2 separate regions of the Homo sapiens genome follow, and region 2 is linked to region 1. Evidence: chromatin loops called from intact Hi-C (ENCODE). Cell type or tissue: pancreas. All regions are shown on one strand. Links, peaks and the distances in the headings refer to the core of each region. The heading gives the core; the rest is flanking DNA. Region 1 has its middle 18 kb from the start of LINC01525. Region 2 overlaps TTF2 (transcription termination factor 2).

Region 1 (5,388 bases), core at 302-5,301:
TTTTGTTTTTAATACTTTGCCATAATGTGCCTAGTTTTGGATTTATCTATTTTTATCCTGCTGAAGATTTAATGTATTTCTTGAATATAAAGATTTACATTTTTATTGTTTCTTAATAATTCACAATAATTTTATCTTCAAATAATTCTTTCTCATTTCTCCTAATCTTTCTTTTGGGAACTACAACTAATCATTCTTTCTTAGTCTGTTCTTCCTAACTCTTAACTTCTTTTTCATATTTTTTATCCCTTTATCACTTTGTGTTACATTCTGGTTAATCCTCTAAGATTTACCTTCTAGTCCATTGATTACTTCCTCAGTTGTGTTTACATCTGCTATCTAATTTTTCCTTTGAATTATAATTCCAACTACTACATTTTCTTTTATAAAAGTTTTTTTAAAAATCTATTTCCGGCCAGGCGCGGTGACTCATGCCTATAATCCCAGTACTTTGGGAGGCTGAGGCAGGTGGATCACGAGGTCAGAAGTTTGAGACCAGCCTGGCCAACAAGGTGAAACCCCGTCTCTACTAAAAATACAAAAATTAGCCAGGCGTGGTGGTGGGTGCCTGTAATCCTAGCTACTTGGGAGGCTGAGGCAGGAGAATTGCTTGAACCCAGGAGGCGGAGATTGCAGTGAGCCGAGATGGTGCCACTGCACTCCAGCCTGGGTGACAGAGCAAGACTCAGTCTCGGGAAAAAAACAAACAAACAACAACAAAAAAAACCATAAGAAACTATTTCCCTTTGTCACTTTCATTATTAATATTGTTATTAGAGACAGGGTCTCGCTATATTGCCCAGGCTGGAGTGCCTGGGCTATTCACAGCCACCATCATTGAGCACTACAGCCTTGAACTCATGGGCTCAAGCCATTCTTCTGCCTCAGCCTCCAGAATAGCTAAGAATACAGTTTAATTATTTAAAAAATACTATTTTTATAGTCTCTTCAGATTGTACTATCGTCTAAAATTTGCAAAGCTACTTAATCCTACTAGTCATTGAGTTTATTGACTTTCCTAAATAGGGCATGAGTTAGTTGCAGGGTAATCTTTTATTGTAAGCTGATCTTTAGTAAGGATATTTTATCCCTTTGGGCTCTCTTTGTCCTCTAAATCATAGGTTGGCAAACTTTTTCTATATAGGGCCAAATAGTAAATATTCTAGTCTTGGCAGGCTACACAGTCTCTGTCTCTTCCTCCTTCTCTTCTTCCTTTTTTTTTTTTTTTTTTTTTTTTTTTTTTTTTAGTAATAACCTTTTAAAAATGTAAAATCCATTCTTAACACACAAAGTCTACAAGAGCAGGCCATGGCAGTATTTGGCCCACGGGCCTTAGTTTGCTGACTCTGGCTCTAGACGTTGGAAATGCACGCTTCCCTCTGCCAAGTTGATTTGCTGGCTTCAAACCAGTTTACGTTAATTTCTTGGACTTGAGGATGCCTATGCCACCTGCGTAGTTTATATTTTGGTTTAAAACAGTCTTGAGGTTTTGGTTTTTAAAGGAATAATTTTTCCTCTGATCAGAGTCCTAGGCAGATTCAAATTTCCTTATTGCTCTTCTGGGCAGAGAATTTCTTGTTTCTAGTTCACTGGAGGGTACCTCTCAAGGTCCCCATTTTATGCAGTGATCTTAGTGATAGCTTACCACCTTAGGCAGGCCCCAAACCATATCTGTCCTTTCCCTGAATGATTATTAGAGCCAATATCTGGATTTGATACCCTCACTCCTGTCCCCAAAGTTATCACTATATTATTTCATTATTTCATAATTCTGGCTTTAAATTCCTTTATTGTTTACATATTATTGTTTTTCTTTTTTTTCAGCTTAGCTATTCTTTTAATTATATGCATCATATATCATTTACCATTTCTCCATATTGAGTGAAGCAAGGCATCCACATTAGTTTATTCCTCCAAGCTGCCAGAGTAACGCTAAATCAGAAAAGGTATTGAATTTTATCAAAAACCTTTATTCATTCATTGTGATTATAAGATATGTCTTATCCGCTGTGAAAAAATGATGTAACATGTTATATTAATATTTTTTCTAAGTTATCCTTGTATATCTGGAATGAAGATTTCTTGGTTATGAAGCATAGTCATTTAATATTCTGTGGATACAATTTAGTAGGTTTATGATTCCAGATGTATAAATAAGATTGATCTAAAGTTTGATATGCTTTTCTTTTTCCTGTTTCTTTTCTTTTTCTCTTTTGTATTAGAGTTATCCTAGTTCTGTTAAAAATTGTGTAGCTGTCTATATTCATTTTTATATCTATATGTGTTTTTAAAAATTATTGATTAGATGCTTATCTTTTGTACTTTTCCTCCAGAGTAACTCAATCTTGGATTTATCAATCTTATCTTTTTTGTTTGATTTTGCACTTATTTATCTTGGTTGTCATCTTCATAATTTTCTTTCTCCTTTTCAAAGAATTTTCTATGAATAATTAAAGTATTTTCATTTTTGCACTTCCTGCATCCAGTTCTCTAACTTGGGTATACAGTGTAGGTCATCTCTCTGCTGGAATGTTCTTTTCCAAGATCTTCACAGATGAATTCTTTCTAATGTTCAGATCTCAGCTTAAATGCCACCTCAGAGAGGCCTTTCCAACCCAAAGTAGTGCCACTCCTATGGCAGTCACTCTCAGTCACATCATTGTGTTTCATTGTTATTTAAGCAAGTGTTACCGCCTGATATTTTCTTATTTATTCATATACTTGTTTATAAGCTGTCTTCCCCACTGTACTGGTGGAATATAAGTTCCATTAGAGCAGTGTTGTGTATCCTGCTCTTAGAACCGTATATAGTATCTAGCAGGTAATCAGTAACTTGGGTTTATTACATGAGTGCATAAAACAGTTCTCATTTTATTATTATTATTATTTTTTGAGATGAAGTTTCGCTCTGTCACCAAGGCTGGAGTGCAGTGGCACAGCCTTGGCCCACTGCAACCTCCACTTCCCGGGTTCAAGTGATTTTTCTGCCTCAGCCTGCCAAGTAGCTGGGATTACAGGCACCCACCACCATGCCCGGCTAATTTTTGTAGTTTTTAGTAGCAACGGGGTTTCACCATGTTGGCCAGGCTGGTTTCGAACTCCTGACCTCAGGTGATCCGCCGGCCTTAGCTTCCCAAAATGCTGGGATGACAGGTGTAAGCCACTGCGCCCAGCCTCATTTTATTGTTTTAATAATAGCCTATATCTAAAATTTTTATTCTATTTTGTCACAATAACTGTTTGGGAGTTTGCCCTCCACCTTAAAGTGGATGGTTTATTTGCTTGTTTAATTTCAAGTTTTATTACTTTGTGACATGATAAAATGGCTCATATAAATTTCATGCTTTGAAATTTACTGAGTTTATCTTTGTGTCCTATTTGTGATCTTTTTTTGTAAATGTTTCACAGAAGCTTAAAAAATGGCATACTTTCTTTTTATAAAGAAAATTCTATGATTTAGATCTTCTAATTTTTGTTGACAATTTTATTTATTTGAGCGGTCAGTTTGAGATATTTGTGTTTAAACGTCTCCTACAAATATTGTGTTTCAAGCATTTTTTCCCCTTATGTTTCTAACTATTTCATTATTGTCACATAAAGATTCCAGCTGTTAGATCTTTATTGTGGATTGTACCTTAATTCCATATAAAATGTTTTTCTTTGGCCCATTTGATGCTTTTTATCATAAATTCTATTTGCCTGAAATAAGCCACCCAGTCCTCTTTTTATTTGTATCTGTCTGAAGAGACAATCTGGGAACCTCTGGCCTAGAGCTCTGATGGCTCCAAGTGCCCCTTTCCTGATGTGCACAAAAGGATAAAATGATACTCTGAGGGCCAGCTGAATTTGAAGGGTTATTTAATGCACTGTATGTTTCAAAGCCTTCTCTTGCAGGAAATAAAAGACATCCATGGGTGAATCCCCAGGAGTGCTAAACTGACAACTTTACTAGGGCCAGAAATTATATACCTATCACCCAGCTTAGAAATGTCCTACAATATCCAGACATCAAAACTGCCTCCATAGTAGCTACAGTTGAGATTCACCCTTGACTATGTAATTGACTCTTTTGTGATGATGTCCCTGATGCTGACTATGATTTGAGATAGCCAGAGAGGTTCCTAAACATAGCTAAGGGAGAAGGCTAAGGGGCAGGTGCAGGAAGGCCCGTGCACTGGCAGGAAGGTCTATTTCCCAGATTCTCTCTGGCTTTAGTTGGTTAACAGTGGTTTGAGACATTCGTGATAGTTAATTTTATGTGTCAACTTGACTGGGCTAGGCATGCCCAGGTGTCTGGTGAAAACATTATTTCTGGGTCTGTCTGTGAAGGTGTTCCTGGAAGACGTTAGCATCAGAATATACGTATGCAAAATTAAGAAGATCAGCCCTCACCAATGAGGGTCAGTGTCATCCAATCTGAAGATGGCCAAAATAGAACAAAAAGGCAGAGGGAGGGTGCATTTTCTCTCTTTTGTTTAGCTAGGACATCCATCTTCTCCCGCCCTCAGACATCAGTAGCCCTGGTTCTTGTGCCTTTGAAATTGGACTAGAACTTACACAACTTGCTGCCCTGGTTGTCAGGCTTTCAGGCTTGGACTGGAACTATGTCACTGTCATTGTGCAGCTCCAATTTGCAGGCAGCAGATTGTGGGGCTTAGTTTTATAATTATGTGAGTTAAACCCACATAATAAATCTCTTTCTATATTTGCCTGTATATATCCTATTATTCTATTTCTCTGAAAAGCTGACTAATACAACATGCTCATGTACTCTTACAAAATCTTAGTTTTGGTACTGGAGCGTGGGAGTAGAATATGCCTGAGAAAGTTCATGAAGCTCTTGTCATGGGGCAGAGCTCTGAGAAGTCATTCTCCAGAAAACAAAACCAAAACAGTTTTCAGGTTTGGCTTCACAGCGTCTGTTTATGGTAGCAAAATAAAGAGTAAGCAATATTATAGTAGCAGAAGACCTGTATGATTATCTGTGACTGTCACTGGCTTGTCATATGTCACTTTTCATTATGAAAAATAGGCATGAGAAGGGCAAGGAGAACTTCACTTCTTAAGAGACTTCAGCAAGTGGGTGAGAAAAATGTGCTAGTTTGTGAAGTGTTGAGAGCAGTTTGAAAGAAAAATGCAGTTAAACAAAACAAAACAGTATAACCAAGCTATAATGAAAACTGTGATTACCACTCTGCTGCCCCTTCAAAGAAGGGCTTCTTGTCCCAGCTGCTGGGAGTGCTGTTGGCAGATGACCTTCAGCTGCTTTCACTGCAGGATGCTTGCACATCTAGGGTACCCCCTTTCTTCAGGTGACCCACATCTAGTGACTGATGGGGGGATTAAAGGCCTTGCCAACTTTGGGGAAATATATATATATATATATAT
Region 2 (5,388 bases), core at 328-5,327, 210 kb after region 1:
TTTTCTTTGTTTAGATATACAAATACTTAGCACTGTGTTACAAATGCCTGCAGTATTCAGTAAAGTAACACACTGTACAGTTCTGTAACCTAGGTATGTATTAGGCTATACCAAGTAGGTTTGTGTAAGTTCACACAGTGACGTTCACACAAAAATGAAATCTCCTAATGACGCATTTCTCAGAATATGCCCCCATTGTTAAATGACTCATGACTGTAGTGTCTACTTTAAAACTCATGCCATGTAGACTTTCAGGAGAAGGGCAAGATTTGCAGAACTAAGGAAAGAAACACACTGAACATCTGCTATGTGCTAGGCACAGTGCTAAAAATGCTTTCCCTTACATTTTTAATTAAAATCAATCTGGATGAGCTTTTCTGATTTTAGGATAATAAGTTTGTTTGTTACGTTTTATTATATTGTAAATCAACAAAGAATGCAGTGGAAATATATTTTCGCAGAGAAAGCAAATATCAATTCCACTATAAGAAAAGCATTAATTTCTGCAGTATGTTTATTAATTGTTTTCCAGGACAGAGGTTATAGGCAATAACGATGAAGGGACCAGCTAGAAGAAGCCAGACCTCTTCAATCCTGACTTCTTCACCAAAACACAAATCCTCCCATTTTCCTAAAGGTAATGTCCAACTCAACATCACACTGCCAAGTGCATTCACTTTAGCAAGGCTACAGTTCTCTCAGGCTCCAGAACTATTCTCCCTTGGTTCAAATCCCAGCCCTACCACCTAATTAGTTCTGAAACATCAGACACCTTAATTGACTGCCCCCTGTGGCAGTTTCCTGTTCTGTAAAATGGCAAAATGATATAGTCCATACCTCATACGGTCATGATGAAGACAAAATACAATCAGAGCAAAGCCTGATACATACCAAGGTCTTAAAAGACAACAGCAATGCCAAGCTCACACTGGCTGATCACTCTGCTTATTCCTACATCCACACTTCTGCTGAAGCTGTTCTGCCTCAACACTTCCTTGTCCTTTCCTCCATCAAAATTGTCAAGGTCATTCAAGGACAACTTCAAGTCTCAACTCCTCTACTTTCTCTGTAACCTTCCTAGCCCTGAACTGTATGTCTTAGAGTCACAGAACCATCTCGCATCTGAACGTCTTCAATTTAGCGCTCTAATGTGCAGAGGAGACTGCACCCCAATCTCAGTACATCTAACTCTTATTCCAGCTGTGTCAAAGGCTCCTTAGGGATTATGAGTTCACATCTTTACATGGTCCAGCTCTGGAAAAACATAAAGCCGAATGTCTACCTCATTCTTTTACACGAACTTTCAAGATGGAAAAAAATGTAAAAGTAAAAAACAAAATTGTAAATGTTCTAGGAAAAAAAACAGATATGAATATTCTTGTAGTCCTAAAGTGAAGAAGGCTTTTCTAAGCCTGGGATAAAACTCTGAAGCTGAGAAATAAAGAATTTAGTAATTTTTAAAAGTTTACACTACCATATGATGAAAATACCATAAGCAAAATTGTAAGACAAAAAGCAAACTGGGAAAACGTAACTACCACACATATCACAAAGGGTTACTATACTTTATACAAAGGGATTGCTCGCACTGCACAGTGCAGTGCATGGTACTGTACACCGCCTCACAAGTATGGCTTTATTCAGTGGTCCTTCACAGCTGGTGGGGCCTGAGGTTCTGGCTGGGTCTGGCGCATGCCTGGTTGCCTCTCTATCACCATCCTGCTCACTATACTAGGGCTAGATAATCTGCAGGTCAATTTCACCCAATAGCCAACAACACGAGGAGTTTTCTAGACATGTGAAGTTTCAAGGGTTATTAAAAGTAAAATATTTTGAACATCTACCACAACCAATTAATTTTTTTTTGGAGGTGAATATTTTTCTTTTTTTTTTTTTTATTACACTTTAAGTTCTAGGGTACATGTGCACAATGTGCAGGTTTGTTACACATGTATGCATGTGCCATGTTGGTGTGTTGCGCCCATTAACTCGTCATTTACATTAAGTATATCTCCTAATGCTATCCCTCCCCTCTCCCCCAACCCCACAACAGGCCCCAGTATGTGATGTTCCACGCCCTATGTCCAAGTGTTCTCATGGTTAAGCTCCCACCTATGAGTAAGAACATGCGGTGTTTGGTTTTCTGTCCTTGTGATAGTTTGCTCAGAAGGATACCACAACCAATTATTTAAAGAACTAAAACTTGTTATACCCACGTCTAAGCAAAGAAATATTTCCATTTATTTTGACCCTGTATCCTTGAGTGAAAGTTCTGTGAGAAACAGAGAGAAAGGAAAATATGAACTCAGGAGCTCAGTGACAATGCCCAAAATTTGTATACCAGGGTGTACCACATCGTTCATGTCAAGGCAAGATTTCTTCCCCCTGGTTCTACTGAGATTATCAGTTTTCTTTACTGCCTGTACACAGAGGGCCATGGCCGAATGGCTAGTCAAATGCTGGTCAGTGGTGCCATCTGGTGTTTCAGTTAGAGATCTGCACACAAATGCAGCTACACTGCAAGAGATGAAAAATGGGCATCTTCGCCTCAGTTTACACCTCCCTTCTATTACTCTGTTGCACCTGTCTCCTGACTACATTCAGCCAAACATAATAGTATTAATTAGAGGATGTAAAATATTTAAGTTATTAAAAAGAAAACCCAGAGTATGTGAGGGAAAGGCTGTACTCTCATAGGTCACTCTCCAGGGGTTCTGGCTGAACACCCTTAATGTTCACTAAGGAAGCCATCATCCATATATAGACTTATCTATTTCTGTTTAAATTCCCAGTCTATGCTACCTATCAGAGTACCTGGTTTTCTGTTGTTATTGTTTTTTAATGTGTTGTGTGTTAAGAACTGCCTTTTACTTTTATTTGTCCTAAGACAACTTTTTTTTTTTTTTTTTTTTTTTTGAGACTGAGTCTTGCTCTGTCATCCAGGTTGGAGTGTAATGATGTGATCTTGGCTCACTGCAACCTCCGCTTCCCCGGCTCAAAGTGATTCTCCTGCCTACTGAGTAGCTGGGATTACAGGCACACGCCACCATGCCCGGCTATTTTTTGTATTTTTAGTAGAGAGAGTTTCACCATGATGGCCAGGCTGGTCTTGAACTCCTGGCCTCAAGTGATCCGCCGGCCTTGGCCTCCCAAAATGCTGAGATTACAGGTGTGAACCACCATGCCTGGCCCTAAGACAAGCTTTTTAAAGCTCCAGTAAGTACTTCCTAGTAATAGTGCTCTGAATTTAGGCTAAGAGAAATACATGTAACATACTTTTTTGTTCTATTTTAAAATAATAAACCCTTCTCAGTCTTATCCATCTAGTACAAAGAACGTTAACAGCAAGTTCTCAAAATTCTGACCTCAGTCAGGCCTTTCTTCAGAGCTGCACACTCATTTTTCTAGCTGGTTTCACATGAAAATAAGACACAATTTGGCCAGGTGAGGTGGCTCATGCCTGTAATCCCAGTACTCTGGGAGGCTGAGGCAGGCAGACCACTTGAGGCTAGGAGTTTGAGACCAGCCTGGCCAACATGGCAAAAGCCCATGTCTACTAAAAATACAAAAATTAGCTGGGCGTCGTGACACACACCTGTAATCCCAGCTACTCGGGAGGCTGAGACACGAGAATCACCTGAACCTGGGAGGCAGAGGTCGCAGTGAGCTGAGATTGTGCCACTGTACTCCAGCCTGGTTGACAGAGCAAGACTCTGTCTTTTAAAAAAAAAAAAAAAAAAAAAAAGACATGATTAGTCCAAAGCTGTATGTGTTTGCCACACATCCCAATACTCGACCAACATTACCTTTCTTCCTTGTCCTGCTTAACGTAAACACATTACCCAGAAGCCCCACCTTAGCAACCGTTTCCCTACTGAGCACTGACAATGTGCCAAACACCAGACCGAGGCCATCACACACGTTCTCTCTCCAAGTCCTCCAACCCAGGGAAGTTAGGGCCATGTGAGCAATATTCCAGATGAAAAAATGGAGGAAGGAACACGTTTATATGCCCTACCAGGAAATACATCTCATCAGTGCTCTTTCAGCAAGTTTTCATTCTACTTGGACCCAATTCCACTGCTGCTACTTCAATTCAGGCCCATCACCTCTCACTTAAGAGAAAGTTGGTGTGTCTGGAATCAGTTGGACCTGGGTTTAAATCCCAGCAATGCCACTTCATAACCATGGGTCCTCAGATTCCCTTTCTGACCTGTTTCAATGGTAGTTTCTCCATCTTTCTGGTAAACACGGATATTGAAATCTATCACAACAAATTATATGAAGGTAAAAGATAATGAACAGGCTGGGTGCAGTGGCCCACACCTGTAATCCCAGTACTTTGGGAGGCTGAGGTAGGAGGATTGCTTGAGCCCAGGAGATTGAGACCAGGCTGGGTAATACAGTGAGACCGTGTCTCTACAAAAAAAAAAAAAAAAAAAAAAAAAAAAAGGTATATAGTGGGCTTTCAATGGTAGCTATTATTTCAGTGGTCTCTTTGCCCTATTTTCACTTTCTAATCTGTCCTCCATAGTTCTTCTTTTAATGCAAATTGGGTCAAAAATCCTTCAGTGGCTTCCTAACAACTACCACAGTATGTCTGTATGGTAAAGGTCCTCCAGTAGTATGTAAATGGTTTTAAGTATCAGTAGAATATAACTTCATGCAATAAAGGCTTACCAGCCCTACTATACCAGCAGAAAACAATCCAAAAACAAAATTAAAAAAAATTCCATTTACAACAGCACTAAAAAACACAAACACTGAGAAATAAATTTAACAAAAGATGCATAGGAACTCTGTAATGAAAAGTATTAAACAATGCTCAGAGACATTTTTTTTTTGAGACAGAGTCTCGCTCTGTCACCCAAGCTGGAGTGCGGTGGCGCGATCCCGGCTCACTGTAAGCTCTGCCTCCGGGTTCACGCCATTCTCCTGCCTCAGCCTCCTGAGTAGCTGGGACTACAGGCGCCTTCCACCATGCCCGGCTAATTTTTAGTATTTTTAGTAGAGATGGGGTTTCACCTTGTTAGCCATGATGGTCTCGATCTCCTGACCTCGTGATCCGCCCGCCTTGGCCTCCCAAAGTGCTAGGATTGCCGCGCCCAGCTGACATTTTTAAAGTCATAAATAAATGCACTACATTCATGGATTGGAAGCCTCAATATTGACAATTCTCTCCAAATTGATCTATATAGATTCAATGCAATCCCAACAGGGTTTTCTGTGGAAATTTTTAAAAGCTGATTCTACATTTTATATGGAAATGCAAAGATCCTAGAGCAGCCAACGCAATCTTGAAAAAGAATAAAGTCAGAAGACTCACACTATTTTATCTGATTAATTATGTAAAGATAGGCAAATGGATCAATGGAACAGATTAGCAAC

The links. Peaks named below come from ENCODE experiments on the same cell type or tissue, not always from the same donor. Only the 100,000 strongest peaks of a DNase experiment are listed, where the experiment ranks them.
Region 2: a loop joins it to region 1, with 6 times the contacts of the local background. A loop is called at or near these places in 74 of 110 quality-filtered maps.

The regions. Positions count from the first base shown.
Region 1 is chr1:117,274,728-117,280,115 of GRCh38, reverse strand. No RefSeq gene overlaps it. Among named protein-coding and RNA genes, the nearest start is that of LINC01525, 18 kb to the left of the region's middle. In pancreas, for the core only: no CTCF peak of the experiment used is centred there; no DNase peak of the experiment used is centred there.
Region 2 is chr1:117,065,053-117,070,440 of GRCh38, reverse strand. The region is part of intron 3 of TTF2 (transcription termination factor 2); the gene reads right to left. Among named protein-coding and RNA genes, the nearest start is that of TTF2, 7.4 kb to the right of the region's middle. In pancreas, for the core only: a CTCF peak has its summit at 2,493 (motif pointing left); a DNase peak (open chromatin) is centred at 2,450.